Regions from separate parts of the Mus musculus genome. Here region 1 is linked to region 2. Evidence: chromatin loops called from intact Hi-C (ENCODE). Cell type or tissue: heart. All regions are shown on one strand.

Region 1 (8,000 bases), 56 kb after region 2:
TAAAGCATATTCTTATCCTATTTGAAGCAAAAAACCCTTACAATTCTTTTTCGTATTTTTATCCTGATAAGATTAACAATGTTTATCACTGATTGGTGTCAAAGAGCAACAACAACAAAGAGGTGGACAAAGGACATGGCAGGTGGGGGTTGGGGGAGGAATAGAGGAGCTTCTGGGGACAAGGTGATATGACTGGTCCTAAAAGGCACAGAGCCCACGTATCACAGGACCAGTAACTGTCATTCAACAGTTACGTTTTGCGGACAACTGTTACATAAGAACCTGAGGCGGGTGCTTGTCTCTGAATTGAGCCTGGCATGGCAGTGGCTCTAGGGAAGATCTGCTGACTGTTGTGTGACTGTGTCAGCGTCAGCATCGTACCCTGTCGTGAGCTTGTCATCGATGTGTAAAGTTTCCATAGCCTCTTCAGGCTAGTGTTCTCCTGAAAGCTTTCTTCTCTTTCAAGTAAGGTGTTTCTACAGGAGTGCTTGTGATTTCAAGTTTTTAATTTGTTTCCTAAAATTACAGGATTTCATGCATTTCACAACACTTCACAAATACTTCTAATGCACATTCCTTTGCCTTTGCTTCTGAGATGCCAGTGTTTCAGCTGTGCTGCTGTTCCAGGTACCTCTGACTACTGCTGTTCACACACATGACAAATCCTGAGTAGGCATGATCACATTTTCCCTTCCTCCAACTCCTCCCAGATCTTCTCTACCTGCCCACCCACCCAACTCCATATTCTTTTTCTCTTTTAAAAATAGACAAAAACAAACACAACCAAACACACACACACACACACACACACACACACATCCTCCACAAACCCACAAACTCCAAAATATACCAGCAAAAGACCAAGAGGACAAAACAAACAAACAAACAAACACCCAAAGCAGAATAAGACAAAATGTCTACAAAAATACCACCGAGTTCATTTTGTGTTAGCCAACTACTCCCGGGTGTGGGACCTATCCTAATGTGTGGTTTGTATACCTGGTGAGGTTCCACTGGCAATGGGTATCAATTAGAGATAGCTTGTTGGTTAGGGGTGGGAGCCCATGTTTATTCCCTGCCTCCCAGTTGCTGAGAATCCATCTGGCTTCCCTGTGCAGGCTCTGTGCACAGTCTCTGTGAGTTCATCTCTGTATCAGTCCTGCTGTGTCTAGAAGAAGCTATTTCTTTGGAGTCATTCATTCGCTCTGGCTCTTACAGTCTTTCTACATCGTCATCATAGAGCCCTGAGCCCTGAAGGGAGGGATTTGATGAAGTGCTCCAAAGTCTCTCACTTTCTGCTCATTGCCCTAGAGTGATCGCTGTGTTCATTTCCATCTACTGTGAGACGCTTCCCTGAGGATGGCTAAGCGAGGCTCCGGTCCTCTATATCATATATAATAAAAGAGAATACTTGGCTAACATTGTAAAGTACCTGTTTAGTAAAATAAATTCCACAAAGATTAAAAAGTTAATTACAAAGTATATAATCTTATGTTAATATGATTTTTATAATTAAATTTTGAATCATCTCTATGCATTAAAACATTGAGTTTAAAACAATCATTTTAAAAGACAGTTGGTTTTCCTTGCTATAATTTATAATTGCTTAAGTTGTAATTTTAAAGATAGTCATTTTCAGTGAAGTCAAGAACTATTTATCAGTAATAATTTTTAAGATAAATATAGACAAACATGAAGAGCAACATTGTTAGGTGTATCCTTCCTTTTTGTATTTTACCATTTAGCAGCTGTCAGGCTTCGGTAGATTACTTACTTCTCTGTGTATTCTCAGATCCTCATCAATGAAGTGGCTATAGCAAGGATGCCTGCCCTACAGTGTGTGGTGATGACTGCACAACTTCATACACAGGAGGGATACTTTTATGTTATGAGTTCAGCAAATATTAGCTACATTGTCACTATGGTAGATTTGAAGTATTACTCTAAAGGATAACTCTGAACATGTAGTAAATGTCCTTCTTCGTGTAATACATGTATCGGTTTGCAGTTCTGTGTTTCATGATCACACTGCTGTTTGTGGCTGTGTGTTAGGGAAATATGTCTCCAGATTCGTGAGTAATGATATATGCTTGTGTGATTCCTTGCAGACATCATGGAAATCAGGACCGTGGCAGTTGGAATTGTGGCAATCAAAGGGGTGGAAAGTGAATACTATCTTGCCATGAACAAGGAAGGGAAACTCTATGCAAAGGTATTAATAACTGATAAGTTATTGTTCAAACCTACTCTATCAAAATTATCTGCTTTTCTGAAAACTGAAATTAGTTTTATTCCACCGGTGCAAGTGGACTATTCCATTAAGCCACTCTTTACTCCAGCACTAAGGCAAACTATTTTCTGTATGACCTGAGATTTTTATTTAAAGCTACCTGGATGTTATATGCTTCATCTGTAAGATGACTTGGAATGACTGATCTCTAGGGATCCTTCCAATTCTAAATCCCTTGTGCACTATTGACACTTGGAACCTAAAATTTGCATCTCTGAGTATTAAAGCTCTTTTTGTGAGGATCCACCCAATTTGCACCTTGCTGACATGAAAATTCTTGTAAAAAATTTTGAATTGTTCAGTTCATTTATCAACATCAGTCTCCCAGTTATGGCCTTTGAACTCTAAGCACTGACATCGTTTCCACTTTAGTATGATGGAAATATGTGACCGTTCATCCCACTGTGGTAAAGCAAAGGCCATTCTCCATTGTGCTCTTGTAGCTCTGCAGAATAATGCCTACGCAGGCAAACTACAGAGTAGAGGCTCAATCACATGAGCACACATCTCTGCATGGATGATCAAACTAAGTAACTTTTTACTTTTGTTACAATTGAGGCTAACATGGTAGAAAGTGAAGTCAAATTTACTAAATAGTCCCTCACCTGCAGGAGATAGAAGCTACCCCCTCTACATAAATATCTGGTGGATAGAGAATGAAGAGATTTGGGGACCCCAACATTAAAAAGAGTAGAAATTTACTGCCCAACTGGACATAACTAAATGTGTTTTATATTATTATGTTTTTGTTAAACTTAAGATGCTTTTGGCCTACAGCAGTATGTGCCATAAGTAAAACCACTAAACCACATCAGCTCTGCTCAATCTGAGGCTTAAAATAAATCTCATGTATATCACCTCTACAGACCATCATCTGCTTGTGGTTAGTTTGATTCTCCTGCAGAATTTGCTTTAATAATTGTGTTTGTTTTTTGGCTTGTTTTTATCAGAAAGAATGCAATGAGGATTGCAACTTCAAAGAACTGATTCTGGAAAACCATTATAACACCTATGCATCAGCTAAATGGACACACAGCGGAGGGGAAATGTTCGTTGCCTTAAATCAAAAGGGGATTCCTGTCAAAGGGAAGAAAACGAAGAAAGAACAAAAAACAGCCCATTTTCTTCCTATGGCAATAACCTAAGTGTACATGGTATTTGAGAAACCAGTTTCATTCAGCAGGGAGATTTCTTTCCAGTGGACTTTTCTTCTCTCTCTCTCTCTCTCTCTCTCTCTCTCTCTCTCTCTCTCAGTAACCAAGAAAGGCTGGAAAACTACTGAAAACTGATCAAGCTGGACTTGCGCATTTTTGTTTATTTTAAAAGACTGCATTAAAGAAAGATTTGAAGAATATACACAAAAATCAGATTTAGTAAAGGTTGTAAAAAGTTGTAAAAGTGGTTGTACAATCATGATGTTAGTAACGTGATATTTTTCTTAAATTAATTTACCCTTAAGAGTATGTTAGATTTGACTATCTGATAATGAATATTTAATATCACTATCTGCTTATAAAATGGCTGCTATAATAATATTAATAATGCAGATGATGTTATATAAGGTATGTCAGACCTAAAGGCTGCTGGGATGCTTTGTCAGATGATCAAGCCCCACACAAACTACAGACGATGAGCAGTGTTTGAAAGCTTTCCAGTGAGAACTATAATCCGGAAAAATGAATGTTTTCAACATTTTATTATAGAATAGAATCTACAGGTGGTTTTACAAAATCACAGGCTTGGAACATGCCTGTACTGACTAATATGAACAAAAATCCACTCAAATTGAAAAGGTATTGCTAACAGGATGTTTTAAAAATCTGTATATAAAATAGCAATAATGATGATAATATTGTATTTCATCTCACCACAAAATAATATTTTATAATCCCTTAAAATAAATTTCAGAAATCTTTACATTTTTTTCAAGTAAATCTATCTGTTGTATAAATCACATTTGGGAACACAACTTTTAGTAAATGCTCTTCCCACAAATAATCATGCTTATTTCCCTCTGTGATTACAGCATTAAACTCTACTTTAAGTTGTATTTGAATTTTATTGTTTTGTTATTTAAGTTTATGTTATTTATAAAGAAAAAAACCTTAAGAAGCTGTATCTGTTTCATATGCTTTTAATTTCAAGGGAGCAACAAACCCGACTGGCTGCAGTGCAGATGTCCCCTCCCCTGGTGGCTGACACCATGACTAGCACACAACACTTGGCTAGCAAGTGCTGGATGGCAGACAAAAACGACAGCCTGTAGCCATGCTCACAATAGATGTCTCACAGAGAACAATACAAATATGTGGGAGAGATTTTACACAACGCTCGTGCCAATGAATTTGGATCATATACGTAAAAAAGAAGTATTTAGTGAGGATGTATTTTTGAAAATAGGCATATTTAAAGTTAGCAATTTGATGTCTTTAGAAGTTTTTGCCATACAAGATATGCCAACATTGAAATGGCAAGAGTGAAACTCCAATAGAGGTTGTAGTCAGCCTTGAGGCCTCAGGTTGGGCCACAAATGACAGGCTTAATAAGTAGATGAATACTTACTCCATAGTTCTGCAACCAGTAGATGGATGCTGACATAAATTTATGAATAAGTACTTATGAAGGGAAGGGCAACATTTATTTAAATTGTTGGTATATTAATTAATGCGGTATCAACTTCATAGTGCTTGTCATTAAAGTTTCTTTATATTACATACAACACTTTTTGGTAATATGTTTATATGTTAAGGTATATGATAAAGCCTTGTCAACAAAAAAGAATCAATTGACTTTGTGTTTGTCCAGGCATCCAGGCTACTGGAAGGTCAGAAGTGTTGCCCTTTGCCACATACACTGAAGGACACACATGAGGCAATACTTTGTATTAGCATCCAATTCAAGACTACTTGTAATCTAGCTTCCTAGCCCAGGTACTGTAACTGGAGTCTTGTACACATACCAAAGGTAGAAAAAGACTGTTCTTCTTAGTTGTTTCATAGGTGTCTAGCTGATTATGACTAGAGTTTATAATCAACATATATATGTAAATCCATTAAATAATATTTTCCAAGGAAAAGGTGAAATGCAATTATTCTTACTAAAAGTTTAAAAACTCGGAGCAAAGCATAATCACGCAGAAGCTTAAACAGAAGTAGTAACCATACACAGAAGGTGGCTATAGTGATTACCAAATTAGTTACTAAGAAAAAGCCATTAGAATATTGGACTTAAATTAGACAGAACCAATATTGAGTAGTAAAGCCATTCTTAGTGATATGCCATGTACAAAATCTGCCCACAAGCACTAACATTTTTGTTACTTTTAGATCATGTGCCTGTGTAAATGTCTTTATGGGTGTGTAAATCTAGTGTGGACAGTAGTCATGGAGTTGAGCAGAGGGTTCTAGGAGCTGAGCTTGGGTCCCTTGCAAGAACAGTGTGTGTTCTTAACTGATGACCCATCTCGCCTGGCCCAGTTCTTATTTTTAACATGCAATTTCAAAAACACCTGTTTAGTCAAATACATTTAGAATTCTAGAGTCTTGAAAGTCTATGAGGCCTTCATCTTACTCCTCTTTCACATCAGGAAACTGAAATTTTTAACACACTGGGTGCTGGATGAATGCAGGTTACCTTGGAGTCTCAGACACTAAGCTTGTGTCTTAGTCTCACCTTGTCAGTGATCACCTTGTTTTGCTTGATTTTAATTTCCATCAAGATGTCATCTTTTTATGTGAGAATACTTGTGGTTTGCTTGTCAATTCACTTAGCACGTAATGATACCATTATGATTTGACTCTAATGGAGAAAGGAATGTGGTTTCCAATTCTGATTCCTAAGCAGCTTTTATGTGAACTTCTTTATAAATGAAAAGTATCACACAAGACATTTTCATAATCATAGTATTCCTTTCTAAAGTGTTCTTTAAAAAGAAAACCATATCAACTCATGGATTTCCCCAAGCTGGTAAAGGACTAAGTAAGAGAATATGACTCGTTAACACAATAAGTAAAATGATACTTCCAGTACAAGTGAACTAAAACACTCCAACAGATAAGCTATAATGTAGACCACTGACCTTTGAGTTGTTATAAATCCAACTCAGATATGAAAAAGAAGGCAGGCTAGAGGTTCTATCACTTAGAGGGTTTCTTTCTAGCTTCTAGGGTGCCAAAAACATGAAGAGTGATTATGGAGATACTCTGATTCATGATCCCCCACATATTCAGTTATAGTGTAGAATGAAATCCTAAGAAACCTTATAAAGATGGCTTTCCAAGGTGGCTCTGCTGACCCTAGTGATGAGGGCACAGGTGAGCCTCACCGGGTGTGATAATGGGAGAGCTGTCCCCACCAGCTGCAGCAGTTGGGAGAGCTGGCCCTGCACCTTGACTGGGCAACACAGTAGAACTGGTTTGTGGTGGCATGTGTGGGGTGCAGGTGAGGTGGCCCTGAAGTCATGAAAGCAGGAGAGCCAGTCTTGTTCTTTGTCAGCTGCAGCATTGGTGAGCTGGCTAAGGCAGTACTGGGGAGCTTGTCCTGGTGGTGTGATGGTGGGGTCAGGAGAGCTTCCAGGCTGACCAACTCAGCTACCATCCAGGCCTATATTCAGAGGTTTGAGTTGGCCCACCCTAACATCTACCTCATGTATGAGCTGCTGGAGCACATGAAAGAGCCAATCCTGCAGATCCAAAGCTGTAGAAGCACCATGATCCGGGGCAACCAAGGATGTCTGAGAGGAGTCCCAGTGAGGATTCAGTACTGAAGATGCAGCAGAAGCCAGAGGCCTCAAGCCAAGCCCATAGCTGGCTGCAGCGAACACGTACAAGGAAAGATGTGCAGACAAAAGGGTGTACTGTGCGCACACCGGGCCACACTGCACCTTCCATGACAGTATTTCGGTTTAGTTTTTTTATTATTTCTTGTTATTTTCTTTTGGAGGGGAGGTTGCAAGGGTGGAAGGGTTGGGGCGATGAGTGGGATTGGAGCAGGTGATGTGACATTCACAAAGAACCAATACAAAGCAAAAGGAAAAAAGTTATCTCCCAAAGACAGAACATTTTACATTTAAATTTAAAATCTGTTTTCTTGAAATTCATGTGAGTTTTGTCTTTTACTCTGGTAATACTTATATTTGCTTTAATATGAAAATGTCTCCAGTTGATGTCAGCGAACCAAACGGAAGTTTTCAGTGGCTATCTGAACTTATTGCAAAGCTTTGCTTTCACCCTTACCCTGTGTCACATAGATGAGACAAATGGTTTTCTATCTTTCATAGTCCAACTTCACATACAAATAATACAGGCATAAACAAACAAAAATTAAGCCAAGATCATTTTGTAAAAGTGTGATTTTAAAAATATTTAACACCTAATGTGGGTGGTTATTAGTTAGTCAAAATACTTCATTGATTCTTAATGCTGGGGAGAGACAGAGAGAGGCAGATTCCTGGTGCCTTCCTGCAGCCAATCAGGCCAATAGATGAGCTACAGTCCCAGAGAGAGACCCATCTCGAAAAATAAGGTGGAGAGTGCTACAGAAAGATACTCAACCTCAGGCTTCTGCGTGTATGTGTGTGTGCATTCGTGTGTGTGTGTGTGTGTGTGTGTGTGTGTGTGTGTGTGTGTGTCTGACACGGGCCTATATGAATATCAGATATTGTCATGTGTGGCCATTTTAAAGATAACCTTAAAGTAGGTGGTTAGAGTTC
Region 2 (8,000 bases):
GCTGCTACCATCCTAGTGCAAGGAGTGATCTCTGACTTGGGTTTCAATCATAGTCATAGCAGTGGGTGGCTTACATTTTAGTCATTCTCCAGATGACCAAAAGGTACGTCTCGTGGGGGTTTCAGAATGGTGTCTAACACACACACACACACACACACACACACACACACACACACACACACAGAAGCTTTAACAGCTAGGGACAAATCTCAAAAACATGTTGCTTTCACCACGGAACTTCCTTCTTACGCTCTGTGATCCATTGTATTTCCATCCCCAGACACAATAAACTCACGTTCACCTCAGAATGTGGTTTCCTTTGAAACCTTTATCTAGAACCCTCTGCCTTCTGATTTCTTCTTACTGCTCAGCTCCTGGCGTACATAATGGCTCTTTCCAAAGCCTTCCTGTGACCCCATTCCAATCACTTTTATCCTTTCTGCTGTTTGCTATGATCGTCAGACTACAATTCGGTAAATTCATAACATAGTTTGAAGATTTTAAATTTAGATTAGTATTTCAGAGAGTTTTTTTGTTTGTTTGTTTGGTTGGTTGGTTTTTGTTTGTTTGTTTTTTCTGAGTTTTTACAAAATTAAACGAAGCCATTTTGTTACAGACTCAGGGATAGAAAGGCTCAAATGGCATTTGTATACTGAGATATTTACAAGTTGAGTCACAGGCACACCGCAATGCTGAACATATGACTCACACTTTACATCTTCTGTGCAGTTAGTGTTTAGATGTTACAGCATTGTGCCAAAGGCAAACGAGCTGTTTATAGGATTAAGGACCTCAGGGATTGCTCCATCCTGGTTTTCCTCCCGAGTTTACTATCTTTAACCAGGTCCGTCTTGTTTGGAAAGACAGGTCTGTCTTCCTGTGTCCTATTCTTTTTAAATGAACCTAAGTTTCTTCTGTAGTATACACAGTTCCTAATGTCAAGTTGTATCTGCCAAGCTTCAGGCCTCTCTCTTTGCTTAGCCTCTTGCTTGTGATCATTAGCCTGGGCCTTCTTTCCGTTCTTGGAATTTAAGCTCTTGGCTTCCCCGCCCCTTACCATCCCCAGATCCCTGTTTATACTGTGCTCTCACTGGAATGCACGCTTTGCAAAGGCAGGGATCACTTCCAAGATACTCACCATTGTGTCTTCAGAGGGCTAACCTAGCATCTGGCAGCACAGAGTTATTGAATAAATATTTGTTCAATGGATGAATCAAGATGATAAGTAAGACTGGTTGCACAGTATGATCCAGAGTCAAGACTGAATTTATATATTGAAACCACACAGGAAATGATGAAGACAAATCTAGTGTGGGGTTAGTTGTAGAAATGTGGATGGAATAGTTTGGAACAATGTCAGATGTAAGGCACAACATATACATAGTCATTTTTATAAGTAGAATTCAACCTTGTCCCAATTTCAAGAGTGTCTATCCTACCTGGAACCAGAAGACAGATGTCTAGACAGCTTTTGGAAAATAGCCCTACAGCTATATTTGTATACCATAAAATGACATATTTATAACTGCATTCATTATAATAGTTCCACAGTAAAATATATGGGTAAAAATGAAATGTTCATAGAGGTTGGCTATGCACATTGAGATATACCCATTCAATGGAATAGCATGCAGTGTAGAGAGTGAGTGAGCTTTCTAAATGCTGAGATAGGAGATTTTGTATTTTTACTAAATAAAAAGCAACATGTATAACTCTCTCTCTCTCTCTCTCTCTCTCTCTCTCTCTCTCTCTCTCGTGTGTGTGATAATACTTCTTTGTATGTAAAAGAACAGGGTATAAAATTCTCCTGTATATATGTGTATAGCTTTTGTGTTTAAGCATGGTAAAAATGTAAACTGAAATATAAAATTCCATAAGTCAAAGTTTCTATCATTTGTCTCTCCACAGAATGAAGGCTGTGATGAAGACTGGTTAGGAAAAGCTAGGAAGTTCATATAGCAACTGACTGCATCAAAGAAGTTCTATGAGTTTTTCAATGATTTTCAATGCAAATTTATTTTAAATATCTTTATTTTTGTATTTGAAATACAAATTCCCAAACACGAGGGGCAAGGGCGACACACTTCTTCTTTTTGAGATACGCTTCTATTTGAAGCTTTTCAGGTGACAACATTAATCTTTAAAAGTCAATAGATGTAGATCCTTTTCTTATGGATTTACAATGCACAAGGTGGAGATATTTTCAACTAAGGATGAAGCTACCGTTATCTGGAAAGAGCACAGAGCAGGGAACTCTGCTGCTCTCTTCTGTATGTGCTTTACAGTAAGGACAGAGGATGTCTGCCACTGGGTAACTCACAAGGACAAAGAGAGCAGCTGTCCTACAGATAGCTGAACCGCTAGCCTAATGAGAACCATTGCTAACAAGTAAGGGTCTCAAGGACAGGAATGAAATTCCCCACCCCGTCTTGGTCCCATCACTGGAAAGTAATCAATAACTTCGAAAGGAATTTAAACTGATACAATTTCCTGCCTGACTGTAACCTGCTCAGTGACATTCCTCAGAGAGTCATTTTATACCTTGGCTCCAACATTGCGAACACTCCCTCCCCTGCACATTGTAAAGAGACTGGGCATTCTGTAGTGTGCACTGAGAACTGACTGCATAACCTCCATTTCTCTATGGAACGTCAACTCGTAAGAATTCTGAATCTGCTCATTACTAATGTCCCCGCCCCCGGATGGTGGGATATCACTAAGAACATCATCATACCTTCTGTCCTTTCCTATTCCTCCCTGGGAGAAAAATCATGGGATGTTCTGAACTCTCTGGCTTTAAATAGATACAGTTATAGAACAGCACACCCTCCTCTGCTTTGAAAGCCTAGTGCTTTAATATTTCATGAATCGAAGACAACTGTGTATGTTTGAAATATGGGGTGCTGTTGACTCTGCCCTCTGTAAGCACAATGGGAAAGGGAAGAACAATCACATCCAAATGATTCAATTTTGGGTCTCTGTCTCTATTTGGTCTACCTGCACCACCTGGTGGTAGTGTATGTTAAGTGCGAAGTTGTGTGTGTGTCTCTCTCTCTCTCTCTCTGTGTGTGTGTGTGTGTTTTGCAGGTACAAGGAAAAGAGAATTTTAATGTATGTATTCTTAAATATTCATTTAGGGTGGTGATACGATGGCTCCATACTAAGTGTAAGATACAGACAGTCACAGTCTTGCTCAGTACAGGATAGGCACAAGCTCAGGCTGGAAAGCAAAAGGACTCTCTTGTATCCATTAGCTATTGGCCTTATTATTCCTGGAATTATCAGTTATTTTTTATGCTATTGCTCTCAGGAAGGCACAAGTCAAATACTAAGGTGAAACCATTTTTCTAAAAGAATGATAGTTTTGCAAATTATGTGTCCTTTGCTTCTGTGTGTCATCCTTTGAAATAAATCACAAGACAGGATGTTAAAACGGCAGCACACCCTAGCCTGATTAGACGTGGCCATTGATTTGATACCTGAAGCAGCAGCTGAGCCATGGGGAAGTAAGGGATGGAGCCAAGGCCACACTGTTTGTTAGAATCCCAGTCCGGTAAGAAACTAGGTCTTCTCAGCCTAAAGACTCACACCCAATTGTGCAAGATCTGTGAAAAGATGTGTCCTTGCCTAGGGATACCTGCTTTCAGGCCCTGAGCCTTGGGTTGCTCTAGTGCTCTGAATTTGAAGGACTAAAAACATACCCTCACTTACCAACCTCCTCCGTGCCAATGTATTGTAAAGATCATCTAACATTTAAGAAGCCCTTATATATGTTGTAGGGACATATGTTTTTCACAGACTGTACAGCTTCTGTGTTTAAAAGGTCTAACATTTTCCTTTCTCTTTGTAACGGCTTGGGAATCAGAGGTCTGTTTCCACAGCGTGAATGCCCACTTGTGGATTTAAGCCGAAGCCGTGTCCACAGCTCCCCCTTACGACCACTCAACAGTGTACAAGCCTCCTAATTCTGCTGTTTTAGACAACGAACAGCTCACTGGTTAAGTTTTAATTGCTTCCAATGAGGTCAGCAAAGGTATTTATTGAAAATCTCTGAATAAAAGGCTCCACGCACTCACACAAGCGCACGCGCTCACACACGGAGAAAATCCTTTTGCCTGTTGATTTATGGAAACAATTATGATTCTGCTGGGGGATTTCTCAGCTGAGAAATAGTTTGTAGCTACAGTAGAGAGGCTCAAGTTGCACGAGGCAGACAGCAGACACGGAACTCTTGTGTACCCAGCTGTTCCAAACAGAACAAGTAAGTTACTGTTATTTGTCTTTAAAACAATGCTCTTTTCTGAAAGATTTTCTCTTTCTGTGGTTATTGTCCTGGGGTGGGGTCAGGGGGGAAAGACTTTTGAGCTGTGAAAATATCTACAGAAATTGTGCTGTAGTACGGACGGATGGAAGGAGACTCTTGAGGTTCTCCAGGGCAATCCTGACACTTAACTTGAAAAATCTGGGTAGTTTAAGGGAAAATAATTATAAAGCACAAATGTAAAAGCATAGACTAATGAATTCCAGGGAATTCAACTTCAACTTTGTCGATAGAGGCTGTAAAACTTGATTTAACTCAATAGCTGTGAGTACACAGTGTTTCCTGACAAGATAGCAACTGGAATGAATGGTGTGGTTTTCTTGTGGTGTCTCCTCACTAACGCATAGCGCTTCTGAATCTATGTGCAGAGTGGCAGAGATGCTCACGTCCTCTGTGGGAGCTGTTTTAAACGTGCTTTCAACATTTAACTACACTGACATGTTAGACTATCTAACTACTGAAATTTATACATACAATTTTTTTTATCTCCCTCTCCTCTCCCCCTCCCCATTCCTAATCTCTCTCTTCGAGCAGAAGTCAAGGAGCAACCGCACTGCAGCAACTGGCCTTGTCACGACCTGTTTCTATAAGGATATACCTATCAGCTGTGTTCCTGAAGGAGGAATCGTGTTATTGGTATCAGAAGCTAAAAGATAAGGTTAACAGTTTGGAAAGAGCGACGACTTTTTCTCTCATCAATCTCCAGTTCACAAATAGGAGGAGGCCCATGACCTAGGAGTAGCAATCAACGCAAGATTCAATTCTCATTATGTTATTCATGAACACCCGGGGCACTACACTATAATGCGCAAATGGATACTGACACGGATCCTGCCAACTCTGCTCTACAGATCATGCTTCCACCTCGTCTGTCTAGTGGGCACTATATCTCTAGCTTGCAATGACATGAGTCCGGAGCAAACGGCTACGAGTGTGAACTGTTCCAGCCCCGAGCGACACACCAGAAGTTATGACTACATGGAAGGAGGGGATATAAGGGTGAGAAGACTGTTCTGTCGCACCCAGTGGTACCTGAGGATTGACAAACGAGGCAAAGTGAAAGGGACCCAGGAGATGAAGAACAGCTACAGTAAGTGATGCCTTTATCACAGCCCTGCTTAGCTCTTTAAGGTTTGTCTAAGGTTCACTTTCCAGTGCTGTGTTCTCCTTTCCTATGGGGGCAAAAAAAAAAAATCAGTGTCATATATCAAGTCCTAATTTTTCTACCTTGGGATTTCTGCACTAACTCCCTAAAATATCTCTGGTAATAGGGCAAGTGTCCTCACCTTATGGTTGGAACTGATATAGTTGGAAAATACTCTGTGGCTTAAATCCAAACTACTGGTTAGTAAGAAACCATGTCAGTGAGCACGCATGCTCATGTGTGATTGTTTCCCTAGCAAAGCTCAGCAGCGGTGTGCATAGAGCTCTCAGTAGGTGTTCACCAAACTACCAGCCAGGAGTTTAAGGAGCAGAGGATGTATCTGTCTTTATTAGTGGTGTTGCTTTTGAAAGGACTCTGCCATGGTACTAACCGGTTAAGAATCTACTTCCTGAGCACCAAAAACTGTGTGCTTCTAAAACAGAAGGGAGTCGGTGATGCCCTGGAACATCTTTAAAAGTCTAATGAGTTTGTTTTAGATTCCTTAACTCCCCACCCACAGGTAACAGACCTTTTTTAGCAGTTTCTTTATCAAGAGTCTGTCATGTTAAGTCTCTTGCTAATTTAAGAGGAACATAACCTTGAGGAAGCAGAGCTGAGTTGGAAGGCAGGTTGGGTCGGGGACCTTCACCTGGAGCACCCCACTTTCCTTAGACCCAGTTGTTTTTTTACCTTAAAATGCCAGGGCTTGGGTTTTCATTTGATGGTTACAGTTAGTAACTAATCTCAGTAGTATTAAATGCAATGGCATAAAACACACACTCAACATTTACCTTAGGTATTTAAAACCCACACGTGGAAATAGATTTCTTAGCACTAATAACACATGGGTGGCGTTGACACTGTATGTTTGATAGTACGTGTGGCAGTATAGTTTGAGAAGGATACATGGAGACAATAGTGTAGCTGGGTGTCTGTGACAGGGCCACCCCAAGTAGTTCCTATCTATTCCTGAAATATCTTTTTGGCTCTAAACTCACTGACCAAAAAATAAGAGTTTGGTGACTCTTTCCAAAATGAAAATGAGGGACCTTCATTTCAGCCATAACTCATACAAACTGAGCAAGGAAACATGCCTTCTGGAGGACTGATTCCATGGGACCCAGCTCAGCAGTGGCCACTGGAGGAGGATTTGCTGACCGTCCCTTCTATGTGGCCTTTTCATTTGATTTGAAAATCATCGAGCCTTATTGTAGATAACAGAATCATGGGGGCAGTGACAGCATGTGTCCCGTCCCTGTCTGTTAATGACTTTGGGGCACTTTAGTGTTCCCAATCTTCAACTGGTAAACATGGATGCATTTTTCAAAATCTTTCTCCTTCTCACAGTCTAATTGGTTCTGAGGCAGGGAACGTACCACACAATGTAAAGCCTCAATACTCATTACCTAGTTGTCACCCCAACAGTGAGGCAAAAGTGCCTGCTCTCTCTCCAGACTAACCATGCAGTCAGGGCTAGTTGCAAATTTTATAACAAGGTTATTATCATAGCTCAATTGCAGACTTCTTTTTATTTAATGACTAATCCCTTTGGATGCTTTCCACTAACTCATAAAAAAAGGTAAAAAAAAAATGGGTGGGAACAGTCAGTGAAAATGAGTACTATGATTATTTGAGATTAAAGTAGTTACAATTGGAACATGTAAATATATGTGAATTTTATTTTGTGTTAAATTCCTGGAGCTCATGAATTTCAGGTATTTGTACACATTTACAAACTGGTAAAATCACTTTACAATTTGAAACATGGTATAGTGCTAAACCTGAGAAGTCTTAAAGCCTGTTTAGCAAACCCCCTTTTTCATGAAGCAAACTCTATAGTAATAAGAAAGACAAAAGTCTTTCCCAAAATCATGGTGTTGAACTATCAGAGTGCCTTGTACTTAGAAAGACTTGACATTGTTTATGCAAATACCAAATATGTTTCTTACAAGTCTTTTAATAGTCTAAATTTATATACTTTCTTGGCATAATTCAATCTCGAGGAGAGAGTAAGACCTCATGAGAATCTCTCAGATAAACTATAAAATAGTTACCATTGTCCTGCCATCCTACTGAAAAGACAAGATAAGGTTTCTCCCAAGTTAGACAGATGTGATGGGACTTTTGTGTGTAGAAAATCCAAGAGTCAGAAGAATAAAGGAGAATAATGTATTAGGAGAAAAATCTGATAATTGTTGCCTGTTAGTTGAGACAGACTTGCTCAGTTTAAGAATGAACATAAGCAGATAGACGTATGTGAGGCTGGAGCTACTGAGTCAGGGAATCCAGGTCCAAATAGTGTGCTCAGAAGAACTTGTTCACTGTAACCAAGCAGCATGAGAAATGCAATCACAAAAGCTCAGGGTGGTTTCCTGAGCTTTCAGAGTCTTCAGAGTTAGCTCAGTGATCCGAAGGAGGAGGTCCCCCTCTTGCTGTCACTAGAATGACAGCTAATAGTGACTGGACTCAAATGAATAGAAATCATTCAGAAAGAAATAAAACTCAACATCAACCCCCAGACTTCCTTCTCATGGC

Evidence for each region. Peaks named below come from ENCODE experiments on the same cell type or tissue, not always from the same donor. Only the 100,000 strongest peaks of a DNase experiment are listed, where the experiment ranks them.
Region 1: a loop joins it to region 2, with 2.8 times the contacts of the local background. A loop is called at or near these places in 2 of 42 quality-filtered maps.

The regions. Positions count from the first base shown.
Region 1 is chr2:126,086,127-126,094,126 of GRCm38, forward strand. The region is part of intron 11 of Fam227b (family with sequence similarity 227, member B); the gene reads right to left. It overlaps Fgf7 (fibroblast growth factor 7), which reads left to right. Exons shown (of 4, transcript NM_008008.4): 3 at 2,109-2,212; 4 at 3,241-5,059. The coding sequence ends at 3,435. Among named protein-coding and RNA genes, the nearest start is that of Gm26496, 20 kb to the right of the region's middle. In heart, a CTCF peak has its summit at 4,481; a DNase peak (open chromatin) is centred at 275.
Region 2 is chr2:126,030,590-126,038,589 of GRCm38, forward strand. The region is part of intron 11 of Fam227b (family with sequence similarity 227, member B); the gene reads right to left. It overlaps Fgf7 (fibroblast growth factor 7), which reads left to right and starts at 4,069. Exons shown (of 4, transcript NM_008008.4): 1 at 4,069-4,261; 2 at 4,856-5,411. The coding sequence starts at 5,126. In heart, CTCF peaks have their summits at 2,992 (motif pointing left) and 3,928; no DNase peak of the experiment used is centred here; H3K27ac peaks cover 258 bases.